Regions from separate parts of the Homo sapiens genome. Here region 1 is linked to region 2. Evidence: chromatin contacts called from ENCODE Hi-C data. All regions are on one chromosome and are shown on one strand. Each heading gives the region's core, a stretch centred on a gene start or an enhancer-like site at or near the end of the contact. The rest is flanking DNA. Distances are from core to core; before and after follow the strand shown.

Region 1 (7,658 bases), core at 3,086-5,585, 62 kb before region 2:
GAGATACTGTATGTGAAGATTGGTTCAGAGATATTTAAGGCACTACTGGTCATTTGTCCAAAAACTTCACCCAGGATTCCCAGGGAAGCTTTCATATCTTCCCAAGGGTTCAGGAGTGATGACTTTGAATTGTAATTTTATAGATCCTGTGTGGATAACTGTCAGTATCTGCCAGACTTCTTCTATTAGGTTGAAGATCTGGGATTTCCTTTTAAATTCTTAGAAGTAGGTTGGGAAAAGTGATTGGGGAATTGGATCCTCAGGAAGTTGTTCTGCTTCCATTTCCTTCATGACTTTAGCTGTCTCTTCTATCTGTGAGAATCTTAGGGCTGCATAGTACTGAGTGTTGCTGCTTTGAATCCATACACCGGGAATGCGTAGCTTTTGAGAATTACCCACCTTTTCTGTGGATGAGTGTGTATCATTTATGTCATTAGAACTCTTTTTCCCCATTACATTTTGTGTTCATCAGTTCTTTGAGTTTGCCTTCTTTAAAACCCTCCTGGAGGATTCAAGATCTGGAAAGTAACTGATCCAACGTATCCCACACAGGGGAAGCTGGAAGATTAAAAAAAAAGAACAACAACAAAAGTGTGTTTGCCAATCCTAGCAAATAGTGCTAGAGTTTAATCACAAGCCAGAGGTCGGCCAGCTTGCAGTGGGGAAACTGGATGAGCGTCCCTGCTCCTGCCGGGAGGGCTTTCGGACCAGCCAACCTTGTCACTGTCTGAGACTCAGCTGATTGCCTTTGTATCTTTTATTTCTGGCAGCTCCTTTAGCGGCAGAGTTTTCCGAGTGACCTTCTTGATGCTGGCTGTTTCTCTCACCGTTCCCCTGCTTGGAGCCATGATGCTGCTGGAATCTCCTATAGATCCACAGCCTCTCAGGTAGGCTGCCCCGCAGTCCTCAGGAGGGGTTGCTTGACAAAATGTAATAGGCTGAAATAATTTCCAAGGAAAGGAGGGTGATTAAATCAATCTGATCTGAAAGGTAAGTTAGGAGAAATAGAGTTTTGTGATTTCTTTAGTACCTGGGTTTTTATGCTGAATTAGATGTTACTCAGGAAATATGCATGGTATTTTCCCTGTCATTGTTTTAAAAAAACTGCATCAACCAAAAACAAAAATTCAAAATTAGAGAAGCTTAATAATCATTAGACAGTCAACTATAATTCATTTCAGGTAGCAAAAACACACACAAATGGAGCTTCAGTTACCTCATTTAAATTTTGTAAGTAACTGATTTTCTACAAAACCCATAATTAGTGTTCTTTTTTTCCTAAGTTACCTTTCACCGATAGAGATCTATGAGTAATGCAGTCCATTATAATTTGAAAAAACTATTGTATATGTAAAGCCCCCTGAAATAGATTCATGTTTATAATTATAGTGGGATAGAGCCAGGCTCTCATCAGTGTGACGATCTATGACTTCCATGTTGACATAGTTGCAGGAGGGTTGTGCAGTCTGGTTCAGTAATTTCCTGGTTCCCCTTGCAACTGCTGATGGGGTGAAGCCATCTGAAGCTTATTTTAAATGAGTTAGTCCAGGTAAGGCTTTAAAAACTTCAGACAAGAATTATACCTAGTTAAAGAGTGAATATAACATACTAGCTGAATAATGTAGTGTTTTATCCATAAAAATTAAGGCTTTATATTGGATCCGATTCACTAAGAATGTAGAGGACACGGTTCTGACCTTAGATTGACATGTGTAGCTGAGTGAACTTTTTGTTGTTGGATTTAGAATAGTAAAGGCACAAGGTGCTGTAAACACACAATTTGCTCATGTAAGATTGAGAATGGGTGAAGGACTGGGGACTCTAGTCCGCTCCAAGAGTGTCAGCTCTGTAATTCCTGGTGTGCCAGTGGGTCTTCAGATGGATTTTTCTGCCTGAGCCAGGCCTGAGGACATCCTGTCTCCAAAGGAGGGGCGTCAGGGGTGGGTGGCGGGGGGGGGTCCCCTGATGTGTTGAGGGAGGGGCTTCTCTCTTTCTAACCCTTCTTTACAGAGCAGGATGGCTCATTCTAGCCAAAGGGAAACTGACCTGGGCCTTCTTAGATAGTCCAGTTGGCTAAGGTGGGGGAGTGAACTGTGTCCACAGCTGGGGATTAGAAGCTTGGGTTGGGGGGCTGGCCTTGGAAAAGGAGGCTGAGGTTGAGTTTTGAGTTGGAGAGAGAGGTTGGAGCCTCAGTGATTGAAGACCTTTGATCTCAGGAAAGATGATTTTATGTGTGGAAAGAGTGGTGAAGAAATGCATTGGGAAATGGGGTATGTGGCCCTGGCCAGACACTGAAAGGAAGCAGAGCCTACTGGGGATTGGAAGTTGTTTGTACAAAGTGAGTTCTATCTGTTGAGTAGAAAAGCCTGATGAGGAAGGAAAGGAAGAGAAGCAGTGGAACCGCTGCAGCCAACAGGGACCTCTCTCCTGGGCTCAGCTTTCGGAATGGCAGTGGAACCATCACAGCCAACAGGGACCTCTCTCCTGGGCTCAGCTTTCGGAATGGCAGTGGAACCATCACAGCCAACAGGGACCTCTCTCCTGGGCTCAGCTTTTGGAATGGCAGTGGAACTGTCACAGCCAACGGGTCTCTCTCTCTCTCCTGGGCTCAGCTTTCAGAATGGCAGTGGAACCATCACAGCCAACAGGGACCTCTCTCCTGGGCTCAGCTTATGGCATTGGAATCACAGCCAACAGGGGCCTCTCTCCTGGGCTCTGCTTTTGGCATGGCACACTCAAAAACAGGAAGATAGGCCCCAAAATGCAGAGCAGAAGCAGAAGCCTGGTACATGACAGAGCTTGGTGTGTCTCATGCAAGAACGTGGCCACAACACAGGCCATGCCCCATGCACGCCATCCCAGCGGGTGCTGACTCAGCTGCAGCCCTCTCAGCCCACAGTCACTCTGTGGAAGGACATGGTTTCTCTCCAGAAGGGAACAAAAAGTTTATTTTTCATAGAAGGATATGAATGTTTCTAGTCACTGAAAAAATATCAGTTAAAGTCAAATTTATGGTAAAAAAAAATAGAGCAGCATTTTGGAGAATGGATTTGGTTGCTATAATTTTAAAGACCAACAGAAAGAGTAATTCTACTGGGAGTTGAAAGTTGCAGTACTGTTAGAAGTACACATTTTACTATCGGGTGAAACTGTCAAACTGAGAGATATTAAAAAATAGCAACAACCTTTATGGGTGGTCTGGGACATCAAGAGCAAATAGAAGCACTGTATAAAACTCAGGCAGGGCCAACAGGAGACCCGCTGGGGAGGGAGAGAGCAGTGCCCCACACCCTGGCTTCCTGTGTTAGGGAGAGAGATGTGGGGGACCTCAGAGAGCTGGTTCTCAGAAGTGCTTAGGAAAACCTTTGTGCAGTCTGTGGGTCACAGTGGGTCACTTCTCTGCAGTTGAGTATTACTGCATTAGTGCAGGCTTTCTTCACTTGTGCCAGCCATCCGTGATCATACAGATGCCCTGTTACTCTGTTCACATCTCCCCACGTTGTCACAGGGATCTTGAAAACTACTCTGTACATGCTATAGGAATCAGGATGTCATATATGCTGTGTCTATGACAGCCCTCTAATCTTCCCAGAAAGAAGGGAAAGTGACTTTGCAGGGCAGGTTTTTGGCAAAGCCCTGCAGCCTTCCTGGTGATTTTGTTCTCAAGTACTGAAACCAGCTGTGTAATAGTCCAGACTGGAAGAGCGACCATCCTTCTCTTTGTCCCTCCATACTCCTGGTCTGCCTGTTCTCTGATTTTTTAGAGATTTCTAAGTGTGGTCTAAGCTCTCACGGGAGTGATGTAGTATCCTGGGTAGACTCCCAAACACCCGTCCATCAGCTGAGTGGCCGTTTCTGCCCCGTCTGCTGGCCTGATCCTCTTGACCATGGTGGCCCTGCGCTGCCTGGCGTGTAGAGGTGATGGAGGCCGAGCGAAGCTGGCAGCTCTGCTTGTCATCGTGGCATGGCCTCTTGACCATGGTGACCCCACACTGCCCGGTGTGTAGAAGTGACCGAGGCCGAGCGAAGCTGGTAGGTCTGCTTTTGTCATTGTGGCATGGCCTCTTGACCATGGTGACGCCACGCTGCCCAGTGTGTAGAGGTGACAGAGGCTGAGCGAAGCTGGTAGGTCTGCTTTTGTCATGGTAGCATGGCCTCTTGACTGTGGTGGCCCTGCACTGCCCGGCGCGTAGAGGTGACCGAGGCCAAGCGAAGCTGGTAGGTCTGCTTTTGTCATCGTGGCATAGCCTCTTGACCATGGTGGCCCCGCGCTGCCCAGCGTGTAGAGGTGACCGAGGCCGAGCATGGCCTCTTGACTATGGTGACCCCATGCTGCCCGGCGTGTTGAGGTGACCGAGGCCGAGCGAAGCTGGCAGCTCTGCTTGTCATCGTAGCATGGCACCAATTGCCCCAGGTGGGGTTTCCCTTCCTTCCTCTTTTGCTGTGAAGAGAGCTTTAAAGAAGCTCTTTTTGCTGTTGTCATAAACTTTTCCCCAACGCTTAGCTCCTTCCTGTTCTTGAATTCTCTGCCTTGCTGGAGGCAGGGGACAGGGGATAATCGGAAGATATTCCTCTCTACTTTGGTTTCCTCCAGCAGTGCTCGTTGGGAGCCTTCTGTGTGCCATGTTGGGTGCCAGATGCTGGGAATACAGTAGAGAAAAACACAGAAAGAAATCCCTGATCTCATGGAGCGTATGTTCTAGTGGGGACAAACAGACCATAAACATAACAGAAGCAGATCACACAGTGCATGAGAAGCTGGTGTGTGCTATGAGGAGCATGGAGTAGGGCAGGGGCCTGGGTTCGGGGGAGGTATCGGATATTTAGTTGGGTGGTCAGAGTGGGCCTCCTGGGTGGGGGATGGTTGCTGTTCCAAGTGGAGCAAAGAGCTGGTGTGAAGGCCCTGGATAGGGAGATGCTGGTGTGGTTAGGACCCAGCAGGGAGGGGCTGGTGTGAGGGATGCAGAAGGCACAAGGGAGAGAGGGGGCAAGAAGGTGCTGTGGCCAGGTTGCGGTGCTCAGAGGCTGCTGCCAGGACTTGGCTCTAGGTGAGAGGGGGCCATTGTGGGGCTCTGAATAGAGGAAGGTCATGATCCGGCATGGCTGCTGGATTGAGAATAGACTACAGGGGTCAAGGGAGGGAGCAGGGGCGAGGCGAGAGGATGGTGGCCCCAGCCAGGGTTGTAAGGAGGACATGGGGAGACGGGTTCAATGGTGTCTTTTCAAAGTGGCCTCAGCAGAACTTGATGGTGGGTTGGGAGGCGTGACATACTGGCATGTGGATGGGAAGGACGAGTAGAGGCAGGAGTTTCTGGAGCCGTGTCTGTGAGTAGAAGGGCTCCAGGGCCCAGCTCAGGCTCCTGCTTCAGGAAGAGCCTGGTGGGCCTCGAGAATATCAGCGGGAGGTGGCGTGCCCTGTGCTGGACCATGGGACGGTGGCTCCAGTCCCAGGAAGGTCTCCCCTTGCTCCTTCCATCTTCTCTGTGAAATACGAGGCCGGGTCATCAGGTGTGAAACGTGGGCACTGCCCCCCACCACCCTAGGTAGACTCCAGTGGCTGTAGGGCTGTGAGTCACAGGGGTGAGGAGGTCCAGCTGCCCTGAGGCATTGGATGGGGGTGGGGAGCTGGGGAGGCTGGAGGATGGGTGGGCACAGGCCTCAGGATGCTCTCAGGTGACAAGATTGCTGAAGGTCTTGCACTAGCACATTTATATTTTTATATTTCTTTTGTACCATGATGTTTTCTGATATCCTAGAACAGTTTTTTCTTAACCCTTGTATTTCTGGCAACTGAGGATGTTGTTAGAAAGTGCCATCTTTATCAAAGAACTGAGAGCAGGTGCTCGGTACACATTTTCTTCACATGTGTATTTATAGACAGATCTCTGGAATTGCATTATTTTGCAGCTTCAAAGAACCCCCGCTCTTGCTTGGTGTTCTGCATCCAAATACGAAGCTGCGACAGGCAGAAAGGCTGTTTGAAAATCAACTTGTTGGACCGGAGTCCATAGCACATATTGGGGGTAAGTCTAAGCTTGGGTGGGGGGGGAGCCTTCCAGGCTGTCTGTTGTCTGAGGGGGCGGGTTCTGTGGGAGCAGCTGCAGTGGCACGCTGCCCCTGGACTGGGGCCCTGCACATCCTTCTTAGCTGCGGACGTGGGACTTGGCCCTCAGACATCACATGGGAGGCCCTAGTGGCTCTTTCTGCTGGTCTCATCTGCCCAGTTTGCATGCCATTTTAGCACTGGGTGATTTTGAATTCATCTCTATGGAACACTTTGTTGTGCTCAAAGTGTTGTGAAAGGAAAAAGGCCAAATACAGATACTGATTTTTAGTTCATTTATCAAAGTTAAATAGCTATTTGACAGCACAGTATTTCTTAGTTCCATTTGCTTTGTATAGATTTCACTGTGATGAAGACAAATGGTTCTCAATATTTCCACTGTTTTTGTCTGACTGTTTGAAATCTCACCTTGATGGGTACACTTAAGGGTAACCATCTGCATCACACTTGCCCATGCCTCAGAACTAGAATTGGGTCTGGTTCTAATACTTGCATCTCTAGCAACCTTGAACAAGGCATTTTCTGTTTGTTAAAATGAGAATTAAGTTTAGTATTGGGAAGGCACAGATAGTCACAGATAGTTTAAAACTTAATCTGGTATGGGCTTGCTGAGCAGCTTCTTTGGAAGTGCCGCTTGTTATTCTGAAGCACACTGTTCTCCAGGCAGTGGGTGGCTGTGGATATGTGCACACAGGGTGCTTCTGTTGTGCTCTCAAGGCCGGTCAGTGGCCTCTCTTCTAGTGACGTTTGACCAGCTTCTCTTGCCTGGGCCCTGTTATTTGACACAGGCCCCAAGGACTGGTCCATTTCTGCAGTTGGTTTGTTTTCTTGGCTGTCAAAGTCAAAATTGTTTCAAGAAGAGTAAATATCATGATAGAACTTTGTATTTCTCTTAAAAAGACATTGGCATTTATTTGTGTAAATTTTAAAAGCTTTAGCTTTTTTTGGTGAAAAATCAAATCTTGCTCTTTAAAACTGAAACTTAACAGCAGTTGAAGTGCAAACCAATGATCTTACCTCCCAAAGAGAGCACTTTCCTGTCTTTTTCTTTTTCACTGGGTTACTTCTCATTGTACTTTGTCACCAGGTCCCAGCTTTTTCTCTTTCTTTGATGAGCTGGTGACATTTCTTGGCCAGGCACAGTGGGGTCCTCTCTGGTGGGTGTGAGCCGCAGGGACCTGCCACTGCTGTCTCTGCCACCTCATTTGGAAGCTGTCCTGGGGGCTGGCTGGCAGGTTGCTGACAGTGGAAGGAGGTACTAGCTCTGGGGAGTGCTGGGAGAGAGTAACCACCAACTATAGCAGGCTTTATTTTATTTGTTTTTAAGTAGACTTTATTTTTAAGAGCAGTTTTAGGTTCACAGCAAAATTGAGCAGAAGGTACAGAGATTTTCTGAAAAAGAGTTTTTATTACGATTGGGTGTTGCATTTCGTCAAATACTTTTTCTGCACACATGCCATGCACAGCCTCCCACATGATCAACATCCCCCACCACAAGGGTAAGTTTGTTACAAGTGATGTACTCACATCAATACGTCAATAGTACTCGGAGTCTGTAGTTTACGGTAGGGTTCACTCTTGGTTTTATACATTC
Region 2 (7,505 bases), core at 4,733-7,232:
CCTGAGTTCTAGCTTGATTGCACTGTGGTCTGAGAGACAGTTTGTTATAATTTCTGTTCTTTTACATTTGCTGAGGAGTGCTTTACTTCCAAGTATGTGGTCAATTTTGGAATAGGTGTGGTGTGGTGCTGAAAAAAATGTATATTCTGTTGATTTGGGGTGGAGAGTTCTGTAGATGTCTATTAGGTCTGCTTGGTGCAGAGCTGAGTTCAATTCCTGGGTATCCTTGTTAACTTTCTGTCTTGTTGATCTGTCTAATGTTGACAATGGGGTGTTAAAGTCTCCCATTATTATTGTGTGGGAGTCTAAGTCTCTTTGTAGGTCACTTAGAACTTGCTTTATGAATCTGGGTGCTCCTGTATTGAGTGCATATATATTTAGGATAGTTAGCTCTTCTTGTTGAATTGATCCCTTTACCATTATGTAATGGCCTCCTTTGTCTCTTTTGATCTTTGTTGGTTTAAAGTCTGTTTTATCAGAGACTAGGATTGCAACCCCTGCCTTTTTTTGTTTTCCATTTACTTGGTAGATCTTCTTCCATCCCTTTATTTTGAGCCTATGTGTGTCTCTGCACATGAGATGGGTTTCCTGAATACAGCACACTGATGGGTCTTGACTCTTTATCCAATTTGCCAGTCTGTGTCTTTTAATTGGAACATTTAGCCCATTTACATTTAAAGTTAGTATTGTTATGTGTGAATTTGATCCTGTCATTATGATGTTAGCTGGTTATTTTGCTTGTTAGTTGATGCGGTTTCTTCCTAGCCTTGATGGTCTTTATATTTTGGCATGTTTTTGCAGTGGCTGGTACCGGTTGTTCCTTTCCATGTTTAGTGCTTCCTTCAGGAGCTCTTTTAGGGCAGGCCTGGTGGTGACAAAATCTCTCAACATTTGCTTTTCTGTAAAGGATTTTATTTCTCCTTCACTTACGAAGCTTAGTTTGGCTGGATATAAAATTCTGGGTTAAAAATTCTTTTCCTTAAGAACGTTGAATATTGGCCCCCACTCTCTTCTGGCTTGTAGAGTTTCTGCCAAGAGATCCACTGTTAGTCTCATGGGCTTCCCTTTTTGGGTAACCCGACCTTTCTCTCTGGCTGCCCTTAACATTTTTTCCTTCATTTCAACTTTGGTGAATCTGACAATTATGTGTCTTGGAGTTGCTCTTCTTGAGGAGTATCTTTGTGGCATTCTCTGTATTTCCTGAATCTGAATGTTGGCCTGCCTTGCTAGACTGGGGAAGTTCTCCTGGATAATATCCTGGAGAGTGTTTTCCAACTTGTTTTCATTCTCCCCGTCACTTTCAGGTACAGCAATCAGACGTAGATTTGGTCTTTTCACATAGTCCCATATTTCTTGGAGGTGTTGTTTGTTTCTTTTTATTCTTTTTTCTCTAAACTTTCCTTCTCACTTCATTTCATTCATTTCATCTTCCATCACTGATACCCTTTCTTCCAGTTGATTCCATCAGCTCCTGAGGCTTCTGCATTCTTCATGTAGTTCTCGAGCCTTTGCTTTCAGCTCCATCAGCTCCTTTAAGGACTTCTCTGCATTGGTTATTCTAGATATCCATTCGTCTATTTTTTTTCAAAGTTTTTAACTTCTTTGCCATTGGTTTGAATTTCCTCCTGTAGGTCAGAGTAGTTTGATCGTCTGAAGCCTTCTTCTCTCATCTCGTCAAAGTCATTCTCCATCCAGCTTTGTTCCATTGCTGGTGAGGAGCTGTGTTCCTTTGGAGGAGGAGAGGCGCTCTGCTTTTTAGAGTTTCCAGTTTTTCTGCTCTGTTTTTTCCCCATCTTTGTGGTTTTATCTACTTTTGTCTTTGATGATGGTGATGTACAGATGGGTTTTTGGTGTGGATGTCCTTTCTGTTTGTTAGTTTTCCTTCTAACAGACAGGACCCTCAGCTGCAGGTCTGCTAGAGTTTGCTAGAGTTCCACTCCAGACCCTGTTTGCCTGGGTATCAGCAGCGGTGGCTGCAGAACAGTGGTGGCTGTAGAACAGCGGATATTGGTGAACTGCAAATGCTGCTGCCTGATCGTTCCTCTGGAAGTTTTGTCTCAGAGGAGTACCCGGCCGTGTGAGGTGTCAGTCTGCCCCTACTGGGGGGTGCTTCCCAGTTAGGCTGCTTGGGGGTCGGGGGTCAGGGACCCACTTGAGGAGGCAGTCTGCCCGTTCTCATATCTCCAGCTTCATGCTGGGAGAACCACTGCTCTCTTCAAAGCTGTCAGACAGGGACATTTAAGTCTGCAGAGATTACTGCTGTCTTTTTGTATGTCTGTGCCCTGCCCCCCAGAGGTGGAGCCTACAGAGGCAGGAAGGCCTCCTTGAGCTGTGTTGGGCTCCACCCAGTTCGAGCTTCCCAGCTGCTTTGTTTACCTAATCAAGCCTGGGCAATGGCAAGCGCCCCTCCCCCAGCCTTGCTACCACCTTGCAGTTTGATCTCAGACTGCTGTGCTAGCAATCAGTGAGACTCCGCAGGCATAGGACCCTCCGAGCCATGTGCGGGATATAATCTCCTGGTGTGCCATTTTTTTAAGCCTGTTGGAAAAGTGCAGTATTAGGGTGGGAGTGACCCGATTTTCCAGGTGCCGTCTGTCACCCCTTTCTCTGACTAGGAAAGGGAACTCCCTGACCCCTTGCACTTCCCGAGTGAGGCAGTGCCTCACCTTGCTTTGGCTCTCGCAGAGTGTGCTGCACCCACTGTCCTGCTCCCACTGTCTGGCACTCCCTAGTGAGATGAACCCGGTACCTCAGATGGAAATGCAGAAATCACCCATCTTCTGCATCGCTCACGCTGGGAGCTGTAGACTGGAGCTGTTTCTCAAGGCTGAGTTTCTTTCCCAGGGCTCCCCTTCCCTTGCCTCTTTGGGGGTACCCCTCTGATTGCTGCAGCTAACAAACAGGTCGGTGTTTCGCCGGGCCTGACGTTCATTCTCTTTGCAATTTTCCTTACAGCTTACTGCATCCCTGTTTACAAACACCTGGTTAGCTACTTCTAATAACTGTGATGTATTCATCCTTGCAAACCCATCCTGTTTCTGCAGTTTTCTTCTAATGTCTTCAGTGCTTTGACTAACTAAAGCCATGTTAATCATGCACTGATTTTCAGGGCTATCAGGATCAAAGGGAGTATGCATACGATAGGCCTCACACAATCTCTCGTAGAATTGTGCTGGACTTTCTTCTTTTCCCTGAATGACCTCAGAGACCTTGTTAACATTTGTGGCCTTCTGGGATCCCCTCTTTAATCCTTCCAAGAGAGCTTCCCTGTATCAGTTTAGCCTTTGCATATCCTCTCTTTCATTTGGGTCCCACTGGGGTTCGGTTCCTGGTAACTGGGTCCTTACATACTCTTGGGGATTTTGGTAATCAGCCAGTGCACGTTCCTCTAGCCACTTAGTTGCTGCTTGGAGCACTCTCCACCTTACATCTGTGTTAAAGAGGAACATGAGCAGCTGGTGGCAATCAGCCCAAGTGGGGTTATGGGTCTGGATAATAGTTTGGAGCAAATCAGTTAGAGCTTGTGGCTTTTCAGTATAGGACGGGGTATTGTTTTTCCAGTTGAGAAGGTCGGCAGAGGTGAAGGGCTGGTATGCAAAAACATGCCTCTCCACAACATGACCATCCTCATCTATCCCAGTATACTGCTGCTCTCTCAGGAGCATTTGTATCCCAGTTTTGGGTCTTAAATGAGCTGCCAAGGGAGGAGTTTCTCCGGAGGCTTCAACTCCTCTCTTGTTTACTCTGGGTGGCCTAAGGATATGTTTGTTTTGTGGAGGTGCAAGCACTGTGGGCTCAAGAGTGGGGAGCCTCTTTCTCTGGTAAGGGGAGGGCACCACTGGGATCACTGGTGCCATCTCCTGCAATGGATCTTCTGATGTTGGGTTGAACAGAACTTCGGGAGTTGATTTCCCTTGGCAGGTGGAGCGGGATCCTTCCTTGGCTATCTGTCCCTTTGCTACTAGCACTGCTGCTGCCTGCCCTTTTAGCCACTGTGGGGGGTCTAGCACCAGCTGTAACCAAGTGTCTATGTACGGGAACTGGTCTGAGTGTCCTGACTTACCAGTTACCATGTGCCATACCTTAGAAACAAGGGATCTGTCCAGGCTTCCTTCTGATGGCCAACCTACTTCTAATGTTGGCCAATCTATTTCACACAAAGTTCTAAGTTTCTCTGATGTCATAGTAACCCCATAGTGTCCATTAAATCCCTTCTTAAAATTTTTCAACATAGTTCCTAGTGGAGTGAGCTTACTTTGTGTCTGACCCATGTTTCCTCGAGACAAAACACCAAGCTCATACCACGCACACCACAGAACAAAGAACGGGTTAAAAGGGCACAAACACACTTTTTCAGTTTACACCAAACAGAATCAAAACCAAAATCAGAGCATCCAGAAATCCAAGCCAGGTCAAAACCAAAACCAAAGTATCAAGCAATTCAAGTCAAGTCAAAAACAAAAACCAAAATGCCAGTACAGGCACACCATGGGTGATCAGGCCACGCTTCCACTCAAATGGAGTGGGGCAAGTTCCAAAGACCAGTCTTACCAAGTTTCAGATGTCCAGACTTAAAGTGCCAGTTCCTTCCTGGTGTTCAGCCACTGCGTTGATCCTCCATGGGGGCCTGCCATACACTGCTCTGATGAGGCGTTCCACAGGGGCAAGTGCCTACCCGGGAACGCTCTCAGGATCCACGTCGCTCGAGCTGGCCGGAGTCCCCCGCAGGGATGCTCCACAGGGCAGGCCTAAGCTGCCTAAGGGGCTGACTCGACCATCCAGTAATCACCTCGCTTCCCGGTCAGGGAACCAAGAAATGTAGCAGGATGAGCCGCAGACAAAACTCCTCAGACCCGGATTAAAGAAGGAAGAGAAGGAAGAGGTTTTTATTCGGCTGGTAGCATCGGCAGACTCAAGTCTTAAGAGCTGAGCTCCCCGAAAAAGAAATTCCTAGCCCTTTTAAGGGCTTACAACTCTAAGGGGTCCACGTGAAAGGGTCATGATAGATCAAGTAAGTGTGAGGAACGTGACTAGGGGCTACATACATCAGCTAACAGAACAAAAAGTTTTGCAGTGCTTTCTCATACAATGTCTGGAATTTACAGATAACACCAGTAGTTTTGGTCAGGGGTTAATATTATTATTATTGTTTTAACCACCAGGGCCAGGTGGCGGCGCCAAGGTCGTCTAGCTATTTATCTTACTTCTGTTTCTTTCCAACTTTTTGCTTTCTCCCTTTTCTACTGTCTTATAAACTAGGGAAAAGGGGAGGTGGGGAAGCTGGGAAGGACAACAGGAGAAGTGGTGGTCTCATTCCATAAGAACACTTAAGATCCTATGTAGCAATGTTCAAGCAGGTGTACACTGTCACTAACTAGAGTCACCACGTTGTACAACAGATCTCTTGAACCAGCTGTGTCTTCATTGAATCCTATCATTTTACAGACAAGGAAACGGGCATGCAGAGAGCAAGAAGTTGCCAGAAGTTACGCAAGGCTGGGGATCAGGCCCCGGCAGCATGGTCCTGGCTCCTGGGTCCTCAAGGCTGTCCGCCTTGTGGGCAAGGACCACTCAGGCCCCTGCTGGGCCCAGGCCTGGGATTGAGTGACCCGTGAACTCTGCCTGCAGACGCCAACTTGCCAGTGGGGTGGGGGTGGCCTCTGGCTGTGGCCTGCGTGTGCCAGGAGACAGAAGGGCATCGCTGATCCAGGAGTGTGCACAAAGTGTGCAGGGCAGGAGTGAGGTGGTCTCAGGAGTCTCATGTGTGCATGAGAGAGACTTTTTCTGTGCAAAAACAATGTATGAAAGAAACACAAAACCTCCTGGGGCAGATTTCCAGAGAAAGAGAGGAGTCAGGGGGAGGTGGCGTTCACTACCTTTCTGTTCTGTTTGCACTCGACTTCTAAAAGTCAGTGGTGGTTTTCTTGCTGCTGGGCTGGAAGATCTTTTTCGGTCTGTGTTTCTCCATGAAGAATGCAATTCAATTTCTCCAGACTGTTGCGAGCCGAAGGAGAGCGTCGGCCACAGGGTGGCGCTGTGATCCCAGCCATGAGCACGGCCCGGCCTGAGCGCATTTTCCAGCTTTCCGTAGGCCCCGGCTGGCTTCCCTCTTCAGCTGTGAGACCTTGGCAGCGCCCCCGCCCCCCTCCCCTGTGCCGGGACCTGCCCCAGTCCCTAGCCTGCTCCGCAGCGGCGGTGGGGACCTCAGTCGCCCTGAGCCCTTTCCGGGAAAATGCAATTTGGGGCATGAGACAGGGCCTCTAAACCGCAAGGCCTTCTGCGATTTCAGTTATGAGTCCGTGGGGAAAATCCTGCAAATAAATCTCCCAGGCTTGGCAGGCCCCTCACCCACCCACCGGGCCTCTGGCGTGGAGAATCTCGGCGTTTGGGGGTTGGAGGGTTCCACTTAACTTAGCTGCACGGGTCACTGCAAAGCTTAGTCCTGGAGCCACCATCCCTTCCATCATTCTCAGACCTTCTGAGGCCAGGGATCGGGACCACGTGGTGGGGGCCTGTGGCCACCAGGTCTGGGATGCTAGCTGGGGGATCCGAGGGTGGGGCCTGGCATCATGGAAGGCTCTTCCTTCACATATCTGGAGTGGCGCTGGCTGCTGGCTGGATCTCGGTGGGCTGGGGTGGGAACGCCTCCACGTGGCCTGCCTGGTGGCCACCTGGGCTTCCTCACAGCCTGGTGGCCGGGCTCTGAGCATGAGAGTTCCCTGGAGCAGCAAGTGGAAGTCATCCTTTTTTATGACTTAGCCTCGAAAGTCACCTAGTATCACTTTTGCCAGAATTGCAGACCCGCTCAGATTCAAGAGATGGGAAACCAAGCAGACCCCACCTCTTGGTGGGACAGTGTCAGGTCCTATCACCAGAAAGCAGATGGGAGGGACGTACTGGTGTGGCACCTTTGGAACGTCATCTGCTCAAGTGTGTCCAGAGAGAATTAAAGTCTAAGCCTCCCAGGAGGGCTCTCGGTTCTTCGGAGAAATGCCATTTCCAGCCTCTCTAGCCCTCACCATTCCCCACTTGCTGGCCACTGGCAACTCTCACCCCTGATACTGACCCAGCCACAGAGCTGCTGCTCACCTGTGTCAGCTGCAGCTCCTCCATGCTGAAAAACAAAGCCAACCAAAACTGGAGAACCCAACTGGAATGGTTTTAAACAGTAAAGGGATTTCTGAAACTCCTACCTGGAGAATCTAGCAGTAAGTGAGCTTCATGAACCTGCGCAGGGGCCGCCTGCTTCCCGCAATGCTGGGCACAGCTGGGGCAGTGGAGACTGTGGTCCTGCAGTGCCCGGTGCAGGAGGGGCCGGCCCATTCCAGCTCATGCAGCGATTCTTCTTGGCCCACTTTGGTTCAGTTGCTTTAGAGGTGGGCAGGGATGGAAGGTGGCTCAGTCAGCGTCTTGTGAAAGACTTATGTTCTATCATTGTGGGAGAAAAGTATCTACCCCTCTCTCTGTCCCACTTTCCCTCCCATGGATATGTATGAAGCTGTGTG

What was found. Hi-C counts contacts between places; a loop is a spot of excess contacts on that map.
Region 1: a map of adrenal gland shows a loop between it and region 2 (4-fold over the local background). The contact joins the enhancer-like site here to the promoter of LINC02967 in region 2. A Hi-C loop is called at or near these places in 2 of 168 maps with a recorded cell type or tissue (HL-60/S4 and adrenal gland).

Annotation. Positions count from the first base shown.
Region 1 is chr20:24,977,132-24,984,789 of GRCh38, reverse strand. APMAP (adipocyte plasma membrane associated protein) reads left to right here. Exons shown (of 9, transcript NM_020531.3): 2 at 771-887; 3 at 5,908-6,023. Among named protein-coding and RNA genes, the nearest start is that of APMAP, 12 kb to the left of the region's middle. RefSeq lists enhancers at 3,643-4,143, 4,905-5,405. Within about 2 kb of position 4,335, at least 8 of the 41 ENCODE cell types and tissues checked have a DNase peak (open chromatin) inside an H3K27ac peak, as active enhancers do.
Region 2 is chr20:24,917,041-24,924,545 of GRCh38, reverse strand. LINC02967 (long intergenic non-protein coding RNA 2967) reads right to left here and starts at 5,982. Exons shown (of 3, transcript XR_001754563.2): 1 at 4,552-5,982. RefSeq lists enhancers at 5,412-6,045, 6,312-6,381 and a silencer at 6,102-6,161.